Regions from separate parts of the Homo sapiens genome. Here region 2 is linked to region 1. Evidence: chromatin loops called from intact Hi-C (ENCODE). Cell type or tissue: heart left ventricle. All regions are shown on one strand.

Region 1 (8,000 bases):
AGTTGAGTAGGCCTAGTTTTTTGATGCTTTTGTCTTTTCATTGCATCATCAGGCCAAGTGCCAATCTTAGGTGAACCCACCACTGGCTTTCCCCAGGGTCACACCAGGGCAGTCAGGACCTCCCTGAGGAAGTCACATACCAGGGCAGCTTAGTATCACATTGCGTTCATGCTCAACATCCTTAAATGGGCGTGCAGTGCTGCCTGGCAACCCCACTGTGTTTTCCTGGTCAGCTTGCTCTCTCTGATGACTACTTCGAACTTCTCCACTCTTCTCAGTCACCCTTCCTAGCTCCTCTCTCACCCTCAGCGGATGACCTTGGCTACCACTTACTTCACTGAGAAAATAGAAGCCTCAGACAAGATCTTGTCCTTCTTCTGGGTACCAAGCCCTAGAAGGGAACATTCATCTTATCTAGGATAAAGTCTCAACCTAGAATTTTCATCTTATTCCCTCTGCCTTTTTAAGATCTTTCTCCTGCTAATTCTGTCTCTCCCTGCTCTACAGTTGGTCGCTCTTTCTCAAGTGAAACCCCATTGACAATGAAACATGCTGAAGATGCTCTTGTCTTAAAATACATAGCTGTAACGACAGCTAACATATATTGAGAACTTGCTATGTATCGGTCTTTGTGCTAAGATAAAAACTAAAACATGTGTCTCTCAACTCCACAGCACCTGCCAGCTCCTATAGTATCTCTCTGCTTCCCTTTACAAAGTTCCTAAAAGTGATATGTTTATTTCACTGTTTCTATTTCCTCATCTCTAACTCACTTTCTGATCCACTCCAGGCTGCCTTCTTCCCCCATCATCACCATTCCTCCTAAATGGTTCTAGCTAAGGCCAGTGGTCACCTTCATGTTGCCGAATCCAGCAAATATTTTTTTTATTATTCTTGATCTCTCAATAGCATTTAAAATAGTTGCCCACCAACTCTTCTGCTGTTGTTTTTTTTTTTTTTTTGAGACGGAGTTTTGCTCTTGTTGCTCAGGCTGGAGTGCAGTGGCACCATCTCAGCTCACTGCAACCTCCGCCTCCTGGGTTCAAGCAATTCTCCTGCCTCAGCCTCCTGAGTAGCTGGATTACAGATGCGTGCCACCATGCGCGGCTATTTTTTTGTTGTTGTTGTATTTTTCGTAGAGACGGGTTTTCTCCATGTTGGTCAGGCTGGTCTTGAGCTCCCGACCTCAGGTGATCCGCCTGTCTCGGCCTCCCGGAGTGCTGGGATTACAGGCGTGAGCCACTGCGCCCGGACCCCACCACCTCTTTTTTGAACTATTCGCTTTCCTGACAATCATACTCTCTTTGTTTTCCTCCTATGTCTACCCACTCCTCTGTCTCTTTGCCAGTTCATTTTCTTCTACTTGGCCATTTAGTGTCATCACTACTCAAGGCTCAGTCTCAAGCTTTAATCTTCTTTTAAATCATAAGAGTACAATGCACCAGCTTGAAAAATTTTTACACTGGTATGTCTTACAGTGTAGTATTTTGCATATTGCATTGGTATAAAACATTTCCAGTACCCCAGAAAGTTCCTTCAGGCTGTTTCCTAGTCAATGCTACCCCATAAGAGTTAACCACTGTTCTAACAGTATAGATCAATTTCCCTCATTCTTGAACTTCTTGGAGTATATGTATCCTCCATACAGTGTATACTCTTTTGTGTCTGTTTGTTTTGTTTTGTTTTGCTTGTGATTACGTCTGTGAGATTTAGCCATGTTGTTGTGTGTGGAAGTGGTTAGTTCTTTTTTGATGCTGTATAGTATCTCATTATATGAATATGCCACAATTGATCCATTCTACTGATGCTAGACATTTGGGTTGTTACTAGTTTTTGGCTCTTATCTATAAAGCTACTATGAACATTTTTGTTCATGTTTTTTGGTTGATATATGCACTCATTTCTCCTGGGCACATGACTAGCTATGGAGCTATGGTTAAGTCATAGGGTATGATTCTGTTTAGCTTTAGTGGATACTGCCAAATCAGACCTTTTTTTCTATCTTTTTTTTAAACTTTATATTCTATTCTTGGGCAGTCTCATCTTCACTCATCACTTCAATTACCATCTACACACTGACAACTGCCAAATTTATGTCTCAGCCCAGCTCTCTCCTCTTAGCATCAGCTCCAGTCGCCAATTTTCCCACTTAACGTCTCTACTTGGATGTCCCTAAGACTCCTCAAAACCTGCATGTGCAAAACCAAAGTCATCATCTTACCTCCCAAACTAGTTCTTTACCTGTGTGCCTGATCTAGTGAGCCACCCACTGTTCACCCCGTCATGCAAACCAGAAATCATCCCTGACACTCCATCTCCCTCACCTGCCTTGACAGGATCTGCCAATTTTGCCTCATAAACATCTCCACTCTACCCCCTGTTCCGGCCCATCCCACCACTGCATGTCTCTTTGGGCCACGGCAATGGCTCCTCGACAGGCCTTCCAGCAGCCCTTCTATATCCTTCACTCTGCAGCCAGAGTGGTCTTTTCAAATCAAAGCTCTGATCACTTGAACGCCTTCCATGGGGAGTCTTTCATTGTCCCTCAGCCAGAATCCTCACCGTGGCCTTTAAGGCCCTGAGTGACCTGGGTCCTCCCTGCCTTTACCCACCTCTCCAGCCACACTTGCCCCTTCTCATCTCTCTCCTTCCAGGCCTTTGCATACACTCAGTTCTCTCTCTGGAATATCCTCCCTCCTCCACAGCGGTAAGCGCTAGTGCGCACGTGCACACACACAAATATATACACACACACACCATTACCTAATTACTCCTCTTTATTTATTTTTTATTTTATTTATTTATTTATTTATTTATTTATTTATTTATTATTTAATTTATTTTTTTGAGACAGAATCTCGTTCTATTGCCTGGGCTGGAGTGCAGTGGTGCAATCTTAGCTCACTGCAACTTCCACATCCTTGGTTCAAGCAAGTCTCATGCCTCAGCCTCCCAAGTAGCTGAGATTACAGTCATGTGTCACCATGCCTGGCTAATTTTTGTATTTTTAGTAGATAAGGGGTTTCACCATGGTGGCCAGGCTGGTCTTGAACTCCTGGCCTCAAGTGATCCGCCCATTTCAGCCTCCCAAAGTGCTGGGATTACAGGCATAAGCCACCGCGCCCAGCCTCCTCTTTATTCTTTAGACTGTAATTCAAACATCATTTCCTCAGAGAAAGCTTCCTTAATTCCCCAGTCTGGGGCAAGTCCCTCTGTCATTCACTCTGATAGAGTCATTTTTTTTTTTCATAGCACTTATGGTTTGCAATTAGATATTTGTTTTTTTCATTTTTGAATTGAGGTCTGTCTTCCCTGTTCGACAGTAAGCTCCATGAGGGCAGGTCCATGATGTGTTCTCCACTGTGTCAATGAGTAAATGCAAGAATGAAGAAGCAAGGGATTTGGAGACAGATGACCTCATTCCAGCCTCCAGCCCACTTCTTGCTCTCCCTAAGACTTGAATAGGCTGGTGTGGCTCAGTTTTCTCACTTGTCAGATGGGAATGAAGTTACTCAAACCTGCTTATTTCACTGGGTTGTGTGAGGATCCCATGAGATAACAATTGAAAACCATGAAGCATTACACAGACATGAGGGGTGGCTGGAATGAAGAAAGGGATATAGAAAAAGTCAGAAACCACTCAGCACACACTGCTAAAGAGAAGGTCTGGGTGGGGGGCGCTGTATGCTTGGACAGAGGGTTCAGGACTGAGTGCAGCTCTGTGTGTGTGTCTGCTTGGGCACCTCTCCAGGGGCCCTCTGTGTATGCCCTTTGACACTTTCCTCATCCCCCAATTACTTGAACAAGATGAAGATGGGAAAGAATGTTAGAAGAATAAGCATTTGTTTGAACAAGCATACAGGCGATGGAGGAGAGAGGACATGCAGTTGGGTGTGTGTGTGTGTTGGGGTGTGTGCGTGTTGGGGTGTGTGTGTGTTGGGGCGTGTGTGTGTGTGTTGGGGTGTGTGTGTCGCCCCACACCAGGGCTGCGTGTCTGTGTGGTAATGTGCAAGTGTGCAGTGTGGTCTTGGTTGCTGTGGGGGAAGAGGTATTCAGTTGCACCCAACTTACTGTCCTTTGGCACTGTCTGTGCGTGCACACCCTTGTCTTTGCTGGGGCTCCCAAGCTGGAAGCTCCCGCTGCCTTAGCTGCTTCCTTCTGGAAATCAATCTACTTCCCCTTCCAAAACATCTGAAGGAGGGGGACAGTGCCCTCTAGTGGGAACGCATGGGCAGCTGCAGCTTCCTCAGCCCAAGCCTCAGCCCCACTCCACCCAAGTCTGGAAGTCCTCTCTGAAGCACTTCCTGGGGAATGCAAAGGAGGAGGCCCCTGCCCTCTGAGAGCTCAAGATCTGGCAGGCAGGAAAAAGATACACACAGGACAGGACACACAGGTTCATGCAGGAGAAGCCTGAGGACAGCAGCTGAAGGTGGGGGAGTCTCTCCTCATCTCTGCAATGACTTATCTCTGGTTGCCCTGGGTGTTCCTGGCCTTCCTTGCTTCCTGTTCCTGCACATGGTCTCTTGGTCCTGCTCTTTTGCTCTCGGTCATTACTCATAGCTGTAGGGCCTTGAGCAGAACTGGACCCTTTAGTCTATTCCCTGGGTGGGCACTAACAGCACCCTGTGGAGTCGGGAGGATTCTTGGAGGAGGTAACATGTGAGTAGGATCTTGAAAAATGAGTAGGAATTCTCCAGATGGAGTCCAGGGAAGGCACAGGACTGTGGATGAGCCTCGTGTGTCTGGGGACAGGTGGTGGTGGCTGGATGCTGGCCTGAGGTGGAGGGTACATTGCTTTCAGCTTTTTTTTTTTTTTTTTTGAGACGGAGTCTTGCTCTGTCCCCCAGGCTGGAGTGCAGTGGCTCAGTCTCGGCTCACTGCAAGCTCCACCTCCTGGGTTCACACCATTCTCCTGCCTCAGCCTCCCGAGTAGCTGGGACCACAGGCGCCTGCCAGCACACCTGGCTAAATTTTTTTGGTTTTTTTTTTTTGTATTTTTAGTAGAGACAGGGTTTCACTGTGTTAGCCAGGATGGTCTCGATCTCCTGACCTCTTGATCTGTCCACCTCGACCTCCCAAAGTGCTGGGATTACAGGCGTGAGCCACCACGCCTGGCTGCTTTCAGCTTTGTGGGGCTACAAGAGAGGACTAAATTTTGCCAGGAGGCAGTGGGGAGTGAGAGAAGGTCTTTACTTTTTTGAGATGGAGCCTTGTTCTGTCGCCCAGGCTGGAGTGCAGTGGTGCGATCTCGGCTCACTGCAACCTCCGCCTCCCGGGTTCAAGCGATTCTTCTGCCTCAACCTCCCAAGCAGCTGGAACTACAGGTGCGTGCCACCATACCTGGCTAGAGAAGGTCTTTAAGCAGAAGAATGGTCAGAGTCACACAACTCGAACTAAAGGTGGGGAGAAACTGCAGGGAGGCAGGGAGACCAGTTGAGAGGCTGTTGTTTAGGCAAAAGAGGAGGGCAGTGGCAGAAAGAGGAGGACAGTGGCTGTTGTTTAGGCCAGTCTGAGGGCAGTGGCAGAAGGATGGAGAGGGGCTAGAGCTCAAGACTCTGCTTCTGAGGCCTCTTTGTCCCTGGCAGCAAAGCTGAGGCCAAAGGTTCCACATCACTCAGTTCTGCTAGAACCTGACACCCTGCCTCACATCCCCAACACACTCTAGGGTCTCTGCAAATGGAGAAGGGAAGATGGTGGGAGCAGGGAGGGAGAAGAGAGGAGGAGGAAGGGGAACATGGCCTGGGGCTAGGGGATGCTTAAGGAATGGGGAGGCCCAAGCAGACCCACCTAGCCCCGGTCTAGCCCCACTGCTCCTCCTCTGGCCCTGCAGAGAAAGCATTAATCTGCTATACCTCCCTCCCCCGCTTCCCCTCCTCCCCTCGGGTCACCTTCTTGGCCCTGGAGACTTGGCTGATGGCTCAAGTTCCTCAACCAGTGGCCCTGAGTAATCAGAACACACAGAGGGGCCAGGGGCCTGGGGGCAGGGAATGGTAAATTAGCGGTAGGGGAGCCTCAGAGACTGAGGCCGGGAGTCTGCAAGGCTGAGGGTTTTGGTGGGAACCCCAAGTTGGTTCCCAATACTCTCTACCTGACCCAGGTCCCCCTGCCCCACCCCCAGCACTGATCTCAATTTCTTCCACCCACCAGAGAATTCCTCGAACAAACTAAACTGTTCGGGGGGCGGGGGGCAGGCCAAAAAGGGTAGTGGTGATCTGCCAGGAAGCTTTCCCACTGCAGGAGACAGGGTCCCTCCCCCTAGTGCCGGGAACTGGTCAGAAATGAGTCTGTGGTCAGTGAGAGACTGCTGCTAATGGAACCTGGGCTGGCCCACAAGCCACAGGAGGGGTAGGGGAGAGGAAAGGAACCAAAATACATCTCAGCATAGGTGGGTAGGACGAGGGCTGGTAATGCTGTCCTGAAATAGAGCTGGGGCCAGGGAGGGAGGGGAAGAGAAACAGGGTCGGGGACTGGAATTGGAGGTCTGAGAGAGTACCTGGTGGTGGGGCACGGAGGGGCTCAGGTATCCCAGAGGAATAACTGGACGAGGGAGAATAAGGGAGAGGACCCAGAATTGGGATGGGGACACTGAGGGATATGCTGAGGAACAGATTGGAGGATGACAGAGAGCATGAGTGTGTGTTGTGTGTGTCCTGGGGGGGTAGGGACTGTGGTCGCTGTGATCATCATGGCAGTGGGTGCAAAGGATGGTGCTAGGTCCCGTCTCACCTGGGAGGGGTGGGTTCCAGGAATCCCAGCCCTAGGCTTTTCCAGGGTTTCCACTCTGTCCTAAACCCTCTCTGTGCTGCCGGAGCTGGTGACAGGAAAGGGGCTCCAGCCCCCTGCTCTCCATCAGCCTCCCTTTCCCACTGCCATCAATTATTCATCAGCCCAGACACCCGCCCTCCCTGGCAGGGCAGGCTGGTCCTCCTCCCATGCCCCGCCCCAGCCACACTGCCACAGAGGCCCTGGTGAGGAAGGACGGCCAGCTGGGCTGAGATACCTGGCTGACGGGCTGGGTGGCTGGCTCTGCCGGACTCTGCCTGGAGTCACATCGCCTTCCCCTCTGGCACCTTCCCCCTTCCTCCTGCAAATCCCTGGCACCAGGAAGCCCCTGGAGAAAATGCCCATCCAGATCTTCTGCTCCATGTCATTCTCCTCTGGAGAGGAAGCCCCAGGGCCCTTGGGAGATATTTGGGGTCCCCACCACCATCAGCAGCAGCAGGACATCTCAGAATCGGAAGAGGAGGAAGAAGAGAAGGAAAAGGAGGCAGTGAGGAAGGAGGCCAGTGAGGGGCATTCACCCATGGACTTGGTGGCCTTTGCCAACAGCTGCACCCTCCATGGCACCAACCACATTTTTGTGGAGGGGGGTCCAGGGCCAAGGCAGGTGCTGTGGGCGGTGGCCTTTGTCCTGGCACTGGGTGCCTTCCTGTGCCAGGTAGGGGACCGCGTTGCTTATTACCTCAGCTACCCACACGTGACCCTTCTAAACGAAGTGGCCACCACGGAGCTGGCCTTCCCGGCAGTCACCCTCTGCAACACTAATGCTGTGCGGCTGTCCCAGCTCAGCTACCCTGACTTGCTTTATTTGGCCCCCATGCTGGGACTGGATGAAAGTGATGACCCCGGGGTGCCCCTCGCTCCACCGGGCCCTGAGGCCTTCTCTGGGGAGCCCTTTAACCTGCACCGCTTCTACAATCGCTCCTGCCACCGGCTGGAGGACATGCTGCTCTATTGCTCCTACCAAGGGGGACCCTGCGGCCCTCACAACTTCTCAGTGGTGAGTGGAGCCCCATGCCTGCCACAGTACCCCAAGAGTGTCTGCCATGGCTGTCCCTGACTGTCACCTCCTGGGGTTGGGGCTGGGGCTGGGGCTGGGGCTGATGACTGTGCTGCCCCCTACCTCATCTGGCTGACACAGGCCAGAGCTCACCCAGGAGTCCGGGGCCTGGAGCTGGGCTGGTATTCCCAGGTCCACACCAGTGCTGCTTTTCCTGTTA
Region 2 (8,000 bases), 310 kb before region 1:
CTGTAATCCCAGCACTTTGGGAGGTCGGGGCAGGCGGATCACGAGGTCAGGAGATCGAAACCATCCTGGCTAACACGGTGAAACCCTGTCTCTACTAAAAATACAAAAAATTAGTCGGGCGTGGTGGCGGGCACCTGTAGTCCCAGCTACTCAGGAGGCGGAGGCAGGAGAATGGTGTGAACCGGGGAGGCGGAGCTTGCAGTGAGCGGAGATTGCACCACTGCACTCCAGCCTGGACGACAGAGCGAGACTCCTTCTCAAAAAAAAAAAAAAAAAAAGTGTTGGGGGGTGGCTATATATTTACATATCCATAGTGGCTACCTCCAAGCAGAAGTGAGGGAAAGAGATCTTTCTCCTTTTCCTATTTATACTTCTGTATTTTTTAAACAATGAGTAGAAGATACACTCTTTTTTTAGAGACAGGGTCTCGCTCTGTTGCCTAGGCAGTAGTGTGGTGCCATGAACACAGCTCGCTGCAGCCTGAATTTACTGTGCTCAAGCAGTACTCCTGCCTCAGCCTCTTGAGTAGCTGGGACAACAGGCACGTGCGACCATGCCAGGCTAATTTATTTTTTGTAGAGATGGGGTCTTACCATATGCCCAGATTGGTCTCAAGCAGTCCTCTTGCCTTGGTTTCCCAAAGTGTTGGGATTACAGGCTTAAGCCACCATGCCCAGCCACTTTTTTTTTTTTTTTTTTTTTTTGAGACAGTTTTGCTTTGTCACCCAGGCTGGAGTGCGGTGGCAACATCTCAGCTCACTGCAACCTCCGCCTCCTGGGTTCAAGCGATTCTTGTGCCTCAGCCTCCCTAGTAGCTGGGATTACAGGCACTCTCCACCACGTCCAGCTAATTTCTGTAATTTTAGTAGAACGAGGTTTTGCCACGTTGCCCCGTGAGGACATGGTGTCGAACTCTTGGCCTCAAGCAATCTGCCTTCCTCAGCCTCCCAAAGTGGTGGGATTACAGACATGGGCCACCATGCCCAGCTCACTTTTTTTTTTTTGAGACGGAGTTTCGCTCTTGTTGCCCAGGCTGGAGTGCAACGGTGTGATCTTGGCTCACCGCAGCCTCCGTCTCCCGGCTTCAGGTGTTTCTCCTGCCTTAACATCCTGAGTAGCTGGGATTACAGGCATGCACCACCATGCCCGGCTAATTTTGTATTTTTAGTAGAGATGGGGTTTCTCCATGTTGGTCAGGCTGGTCTCAAACTCCTGACTCAGGTGATGCCCGCCTCAGCCTTCCAAAGTGCTGGGATTACAGGTGTGAGCCACTGTGCTCGGCACTTTTTTTTTAATGTAGTGATTCTCTCAGTCTCATGACTAATTAGTGGTAGTTAAGGGTTCAGACTTGGACCTCTGCAGAGTTCAGAGCGCTTGAGACAGGGCTTGCTCTGTCACCCAAGCTGCAGTAGGAGAGTGGCACTGTCATGGCTTACTGTAGACTCAAGCTCCCTGGGCTCAGGTGTTCCTCCCATCTCAGCCTCCTCAGTAGCTGGGATTACAGGCACATGCCACAATGCCCTGCTAATTTTTGTAGAGACGGGATTTTGCTATGTTACCCAGGTTGGTCTCGAACTCCTGGGCTCAAGCAGTCCACCTGCCTCAGCCTCCCAAAATGTTGGGATTACAGGCATGAGCCACTGTGCCTGGCCCAGTCTCTTTTCTCTATGCTGCATGACTTCGATGAGTCTAAAGGATCTCAGACACCAGAGTTTTACTTCCTTAGTTGGGGGTAAAGTGTGGGAGAAGCTGGCTCGTGGGGGTAGGGGTGGGGTTTATATTCTGCATCTTTGTGGGCTTGTGGATAAAAAAGTCTGAAGTACAGATCCTAATCTGGTTCTTGCCTTTCAGGCACTGCATTGATCTCTTCTTAGATTTCATTACTGTCTTCAGAAAACTCATGATGATCCTGGCCATGAATGAAAAGGTTAGTTAGCCTACAACCCAAAGATGAGACAATAATGGCTCCTGAGCTTGGCATGTGTGTATACTTCAGATTTGAAAACTTGCTCACACACTGTGTTAGGTCCAGGGTAACTGTAAGGCAGGCCACTGAGTAAGAGGTAAGCCAGAAGTCTTCAGTTGTTAGAAAAAAAGCAGCAAGTGAAAAAAAAATTTTTTTAACTAATTCCTGCGTTTAGTATGAAAGGGAAAAAAGCTTCAGTGGCAGTAAACACAACCTGCTACATGAATAATTTAAAGGCTATATAGTTGTGACTCAGAGAAAGGTATTGTGGAGGACGTTGTAAATTTCAGAAGTAGACTAATTTTATCCATTTGTTAATTTTTTTTTCCAAGGAAGCATTCTATATAGGGCTAATGAGTATCTAACGTAGTTGAGTCAAGCAGTGGGGGAAACAAATGAAATGAGCTTTTCTTTATAGACCTTATGGAGCTTAGAGATAGCATAGTGGTAGCGGGAGTAGTTGACCAGATAGGATTGCTGGCTCTGTCTGGGCTATGCCATGGTTGGACTGAGCACTAGGCAGATGTACAAGTTTCAGAACAAGCAACTGAATTTTCATTCCTTAATACATTGGGCTTCCATCCAAGATTGAATGAAGAATTCTGCTGGACCAAATTATTTCTGAATGTCAGTTTATGCCAGAGTCATGCTCACTTTGCAGGGTGGAGCACTTCTCGCGCCTAATGGTTGGTTGGTGGTCTTGGCCTCTAGTTTCACTCTTTGAGGATAGAGTGCCATCTGCAGCCTTCACTGTTGGGATCTGAGCTGTAGTGGCTGTGAATAGCCTAGAGTGGTCAGGCAGCCCACCTCGGCACTCCTGGGGTGGGGGTGGGGACAGCTGCTTAACCTTTATTCTTGGTCGGTCTGTCGGCAACTTTGGGAACCACCAGTAGGATGTGGTTAAGATTCAGTTCTTGCTGAGCTAAGGAAGCATTTCTCATTTCTTTTTAATTGTCTGGCTCACTTCTAGTCCCTAACTAAATGCTCACTCAAGAGTTTTAGCTTGAATGTCAAATGTCAAAAAATTAATTGGGTGATTTTTCTCCATTTCTAGGATAAGAAGAAAGAGAAGAAATGAAGTGACCATCCAGCCTTTCCCAATTAGACTTCCTCTCCTTCCACCCCTCATTTCCTTTTTGCACACATTACAGGTGGTGTGTTCTGTGATAATGAAAAGCATCAGAAAAGCTTTTGTACTTTGTGGTTTCCTCTATTTTGAATTTTTTGATCAAAAAACTGATTAGCAGAATATAGTTTGGAGTTTGGCTTCATCTTCCTGGGGTTCCCCTCACTCCCTTTTTTGTCAACCCCATCTGTAGCCTCTTCCTCTACTCAGGCAGTCGACCCGCCACGATGAGAAGTGGGACCAGCAGAGGGCGCCAACTTCAGGAGTCCGCTTTCCCACCAGGCTTCATTCACCCAGTGGACCTGAACTGTTTGGTAGAGCCACCCGGCCCTTCCTTCCTCATTGTTGTTTGGTATGCGCACAGTTCCTGTGGGACTGGGCCGTGAGTTTTCCATTGGAAAGAAGTTCAGTGGTCCCATTGTTAACTCAGCCTCAAATCTCAACTGTCAGGCCCTACAAAGAAAATGGAGAGCCTCTTCTGGTGGATGCTTTGCTCCCTCTGAGCTGCCCATGCTGGTCTGGCAAACACACCTTTCTGCTTTGCCTTCACAAAAGTAATGTGTTCCCTTTCCCACCCCTTGCCTGACCCTCAGGGAGTCAGCCTGCTTCCATCCATGGGTGGGAAGACTTCAGCACAAAGGAAAGACTAATTCTTGTCAGGCATTTTTGAAAAGGCTGATTATGTGTATCAAGGTACAGCATCGTAGGGTTCCCCTAAACTTGCCCTGTTTTTGTTTTTTTAGTTTGTTATCCCCTTACTGAGCGGCCTCTACTAGGTGGCTGTGATTAAATGTCCCAAGCAAGGATAGGGAAGGGGAATGGTTGAGCCTCTGGAGATCATTGTAACCAATCCTGCCAGACCTGTTTGGGGCAGTGGGGAGCAAACCTAGATAAGGACCTGTTTGGGGCAGCAGGGAGCAAAATCTCCTTTAACAACCAAGCAGTTCCTCATTCACATCAACAGAGCGAGGCTGTGATAACTTAGGAGGCAGCAATCCTAATAGTCCTTCAGTGCATTTTAGTCTGTCTCCAACTGGACACCAGTAGGTAGTGTCAAGCCAGAGATTCGGGGCAGTAGATAAATGTTCATTTTACTGATGCACTTTAGTTTTTGGTCTGTTACCTGTTTTCCAGAAATTTGTGGCCTTTTAGGCGGGAGTTAGGCGACCAAACCAGTGAGAGCCCCAATCCCTGCAGTTTTGTGGCTTCAAGTGTGGGTGGACAGTCCTAATGGGGATCTCCAGCTCCTTCCTGTGGGCTGCCACAGACAGCTACCCCCAGAAGGGTCAATGTTGGGAGTGGTTGTGGCTCTGAGCTGCTCTACAGAGCTTCAGTGTGAGAGGATCGAGCCATTGAAAGCTCATTACCAGTAGGACATAATTTTTGGCTCTCCCTATTCACAACCAGTGCACAGTTTGACACAGTGGCCTCAGGTTCACAGTGCACCATGTCACTGTGCTATCCTACGAAATCATTTGTTTCTAAGTTGTGTTTATTCCTGGAGTGACATGCCACCCCGAATGGCTCACTTTCACTGAGGATGCTGTCCTCTGATTTAGCTGCTGCCTCCAGCCTCTGGCTTGAGAACTTACTAAAGGCACTTCCTTCCTGTTAAACCCCTGTTAACTCTCCATAAATTTGGTGATTCTCTGCTAGGCCTAAGATTTTGAGTTAACATCTCTTGAAGCCAAACTCCACCTTCTGTGCTTTTTGCTTGGGATAATGGAGTTTTTCTTTAGAAACAGTGCCAAGAATGACAAGATATTAAAAAAAAAAAAGAAAGAAAAAAAAAAAAACACCTACTTTTAAAGAAAATACCTAACAGATTTTTAATATAGTTATCTCTACCACTTTCTTTTCTAGTTTCTTGATTTTCAGCTCAGGCTGCATTCTAACTCATACTGTGAAGACAAAGGTGTTTTTGATTCAGAAATATATGAAATCTGCATAGTCTTAATTTGTAAAAAATAAAGAAAATTCCTTAACCTTTCCTGGTGTTTGTGTTAAATTCAAGGGTACAGCTGGTCATGGAGCTTGTGATACTGCCAGGGTTTGCTACTGGGGGCTGGGAGTGGGACACGATTGAGTTCGTGTCATAAGTATGAACAGAGACAAAGACCTCCCACTCTGTAGCCCCAGCATGCCACAAATGTTGAGAATTTTCTCTGTCAAATATGTAAGCCAGTTTTTTTTCCAGTCCTCTCCACCCCCTGCCACCTTTGCTATATGTTGTTTGTGGTGATATGTGCAGTTGGTTCAGATGTGCAGCCAAGCTTTGGAGTTTGAGGATGCATAATGGAAAAAAGGCAAATGATACCCACTCATTCTGCAAGTATTTTTGTTCACCCACTGCTGCCCGGCTGTATTCTAAGTGCATTAGTTAATAAAGATGTAAAAGTTGGCCAGGCATGGTGGCTTATGCCTGTAATCCCAGCACTTTGGGAGGCCAAGGTGGGCAGATCTCGAGGTCAGGAGTTCAAGACCAGTCTGGCCAACATGGTGAAACCCCATCTCTACTAAATACACCAAAAAAAAAAAAAAAAAAAAAAAATTAGGCAAAGTGGCAGGCACTTGTAATCCCAGCTACTTGGGAGGCTGAGGCAGGAGAATTACTTGAACCTGAGAGGTGAAGGTTGCAGTGAGCTGAGATGCACCACTGCATTCCAGCCCGGGTGACAGAGAAAAAAAGTCGGCCAGGCGTGGTGGCTCACGCATGTAATCCCAGCACTTTGGGAGGTCGAGGCAGGCGGATCACCTGAGGTCAGGAGTTTTGAGACCAGCCTGGCTAATAAGGTGAAACCCCGTCTCAACTAAAAATAACAAAAAATAGCCCGGCATGGTGGTGGGCGCCTGCAGTGCCAACTACTCGGGAGGCTGAGGCAGGAGAATCGCTTGTACCCGGGAGGCAGAGGTTGCAGTGAGCCGAGAGCGCACCACTGCACTACAGCCTAGGCGACAGAGACTCCCATCTCAAAAAAATAATAAAAGTCCTTGTCATAGTTCAGATATGAGATTATCAATCGGAACTTGCATTACAATCAGGTTGCTCAATTCTGTGTTTGTGTTTTTGTTTTGATTTTTGGAGACAGGGTCATGGTCTTGCCCTGTCACCCAGGCTGTAGTGCAGTGATGCGATCATGGCTCACAGCAACCTCAGTCACCTGAGCTCAAGTGATCCACCTCAGCCTCCCGAGTAGCTGGGACCACAGGAACATGCCACTGCACCCCGCTGATTTAATTTTTGTAGAGGTGGGATCTCACCATGTTGCTCAGGTTATGTTGAACTCGTGTTCCTCAAACGATCCACCTTAGCCTCCCAAAGTGCTGGGATTATAGGCTTAAGCCACCATGCCGAGCCTAGTAGCTCAATTTTACCATGCTTGTTCTCCGCTTGTCATATTCATTGTAGACCCAGGCCTTCCTGTTAGAATTTGACCATTATTCTGACTGGTTCATCTAGGTTACTCCCAGTTGACCTGTTCGGACTCCACATGTGCCCGTGCCAACTAAGGATAGCCATTTTCCTTAAGCTTGGGAAATATTCCTTAAGCATCTTTTCTCTCTTGCTGACTTTGAGAAAAGACTGGTCCTAAAGACTCTTTAAAGCCCCCATTTTATCTGCTAGGGGAGAAGTACAAGGTGCAACACCTTTTGAGTGTTTACAAGGTCAGGCACTGTACAAAGTGCCTTACATGGATTGCTTAACATCCCCAGTAGTTTAAGAAGATGGTGTATTTACTACGTACGGTCAGTTACTTCCAGGGCTGGCAGATGTGTGCCCAGAAAGAATCTAGGCACACTATCTCCAGAGCCCCTATCCTTTACTGTTAACCTATGTAAGCAGTGTTAAGGTTAGTCCTCCTGGGCTGGAGTCATCCTTTCCATCCTGACCTACATCCTGGCTATGGCTCTGGCCAAGGGTGGAAAGGGAAATTGTGAAGGGGTTTGAGCAAAATCTCCCCACCCCAAATCTTTGTAACCAAAGAAACGTAGAAGAGTGAGCGGCCTTTTTAGTCTTTCTTCCCCCAGCCAGCCCACCAATTACCAATTAAATGGAAGAGGATAACAAACAGCAGCTCTTTCCATGTGTAGGAGACCTGCAGGCCAAAACTAGACCAAGGAAGACCCTAGTGGGCGGCAGAAGTGGAAGGTCCTCTGGGTTGAAAGAAGAAACAGTATTTTTTTTTTTTTTTTGGAGATGGAGTCTCACTCTGGCCCAGGCTGGAGTGCAATGGCGTGATCTTGGCTAACAGCAACCTCCACCTCCTGGGTTCAAGCAATTCTCCTGCCTCAGCCTCTCCAGTAGCTGAGATTACAGGTGCATGCCACCATGCCCAGCTAATTTTTCATATTTTTAGTAGAAAGGGGGTTTCCCCATGTTGCTCAGGCTGGTCTCGAACTCCTGACCTCAAGTGATCTGCCCTTAAGTGATCTGCCCACTTCGGCCTCTCAAAGTGCTGGATTACTTACAGGCATGAGCCACCACGCCCAGCCAAGAAACAATATGTTCTTTCTAAGCATGGTGAGCAGATGAGGGGATCTGTCTTGTTTAAGCTGGGGATAAAGATGTAGAAGACAGTTCCTGCCTTGGAGTCCTTCACCACTGAGTAGTGCTGGAGAGCCACATGTGAACATTACATGTGAATAGGAGTTAAGCATAGTGGGCCATGAGACAACAGCAGGAGACACAGCCTGGTCTGGTCGGTCAGAGAAAGTGCTTTGTAGATGACACCTCAGCTAAGTCTAAATCTCAAAGTTTGAGTCAAAGTGAGGCAAGTGAAGAGATTAAGAAAGGCAGTGGGAGTGGATGTTTCTGATCAAGGGATCAGCACGAGGAAAGACAGGAGTACGCTCCAGCATGGGGAGTGCAAGGAAGGAGCTGCAAAAACAGGTTTTGCTAACTAGGAA

The links. A loop is a pair of places that touch in the nucleus more often than their neighbours do. Peaks named below come from ENCODE experiments on the same cell type or tissue, not always from the same donor. Only the 100,000 strongest peaks of a DNase experiment are listed, where the experiment ranks them.
Region 2: a loop joins it to region 1, with 2.6 times the contacts of the local background. A loop is called at or near these places in 44 of 110 quality-filtered maps.

What each region holds. Positions count from the first base shown.
Region 1 is chr12:50,066,465-50,074,464 of GRCh38, forward strand. The region is part of intron 3 of ASIC1 (acid sensing ion channel subunit 1); the gene reads left to right. Among named protein-coding and RNA genes, the nearest start is that of ASIC1, 13 kb to the left of the region's middle. In heart left ventricle, CTCF peaks have their summits at 4,218 (motif pointing left) and 4,429; DNase peaks (open chromatin) are centred at 4,207 and 6,937.
Region 2 is chr12:49,759,853-49,767,852 of GRCh38, forward strand. TMBIM6 (transmembrane BAX inhibitor motif containing 6) reads left to right here. Exons shown (of 10, transcript NM_003217.3): 9 at 1,852-1,927; 10 at 3,021-5,082. The coding sequence ends at 3,044. Among named protein-coding and RNA genes, the nearest start is that of TMBIM6, 22 kb to the left of the region's middle. RefSeq lists a silencer at 6,520-6,720. In heart left ventricle, a CTCF peak has its summit at 3,338 (motif pointing right); a DNase peak (open chromatin) is centred at 3,349; H3K27ac peaks cover 490 bases.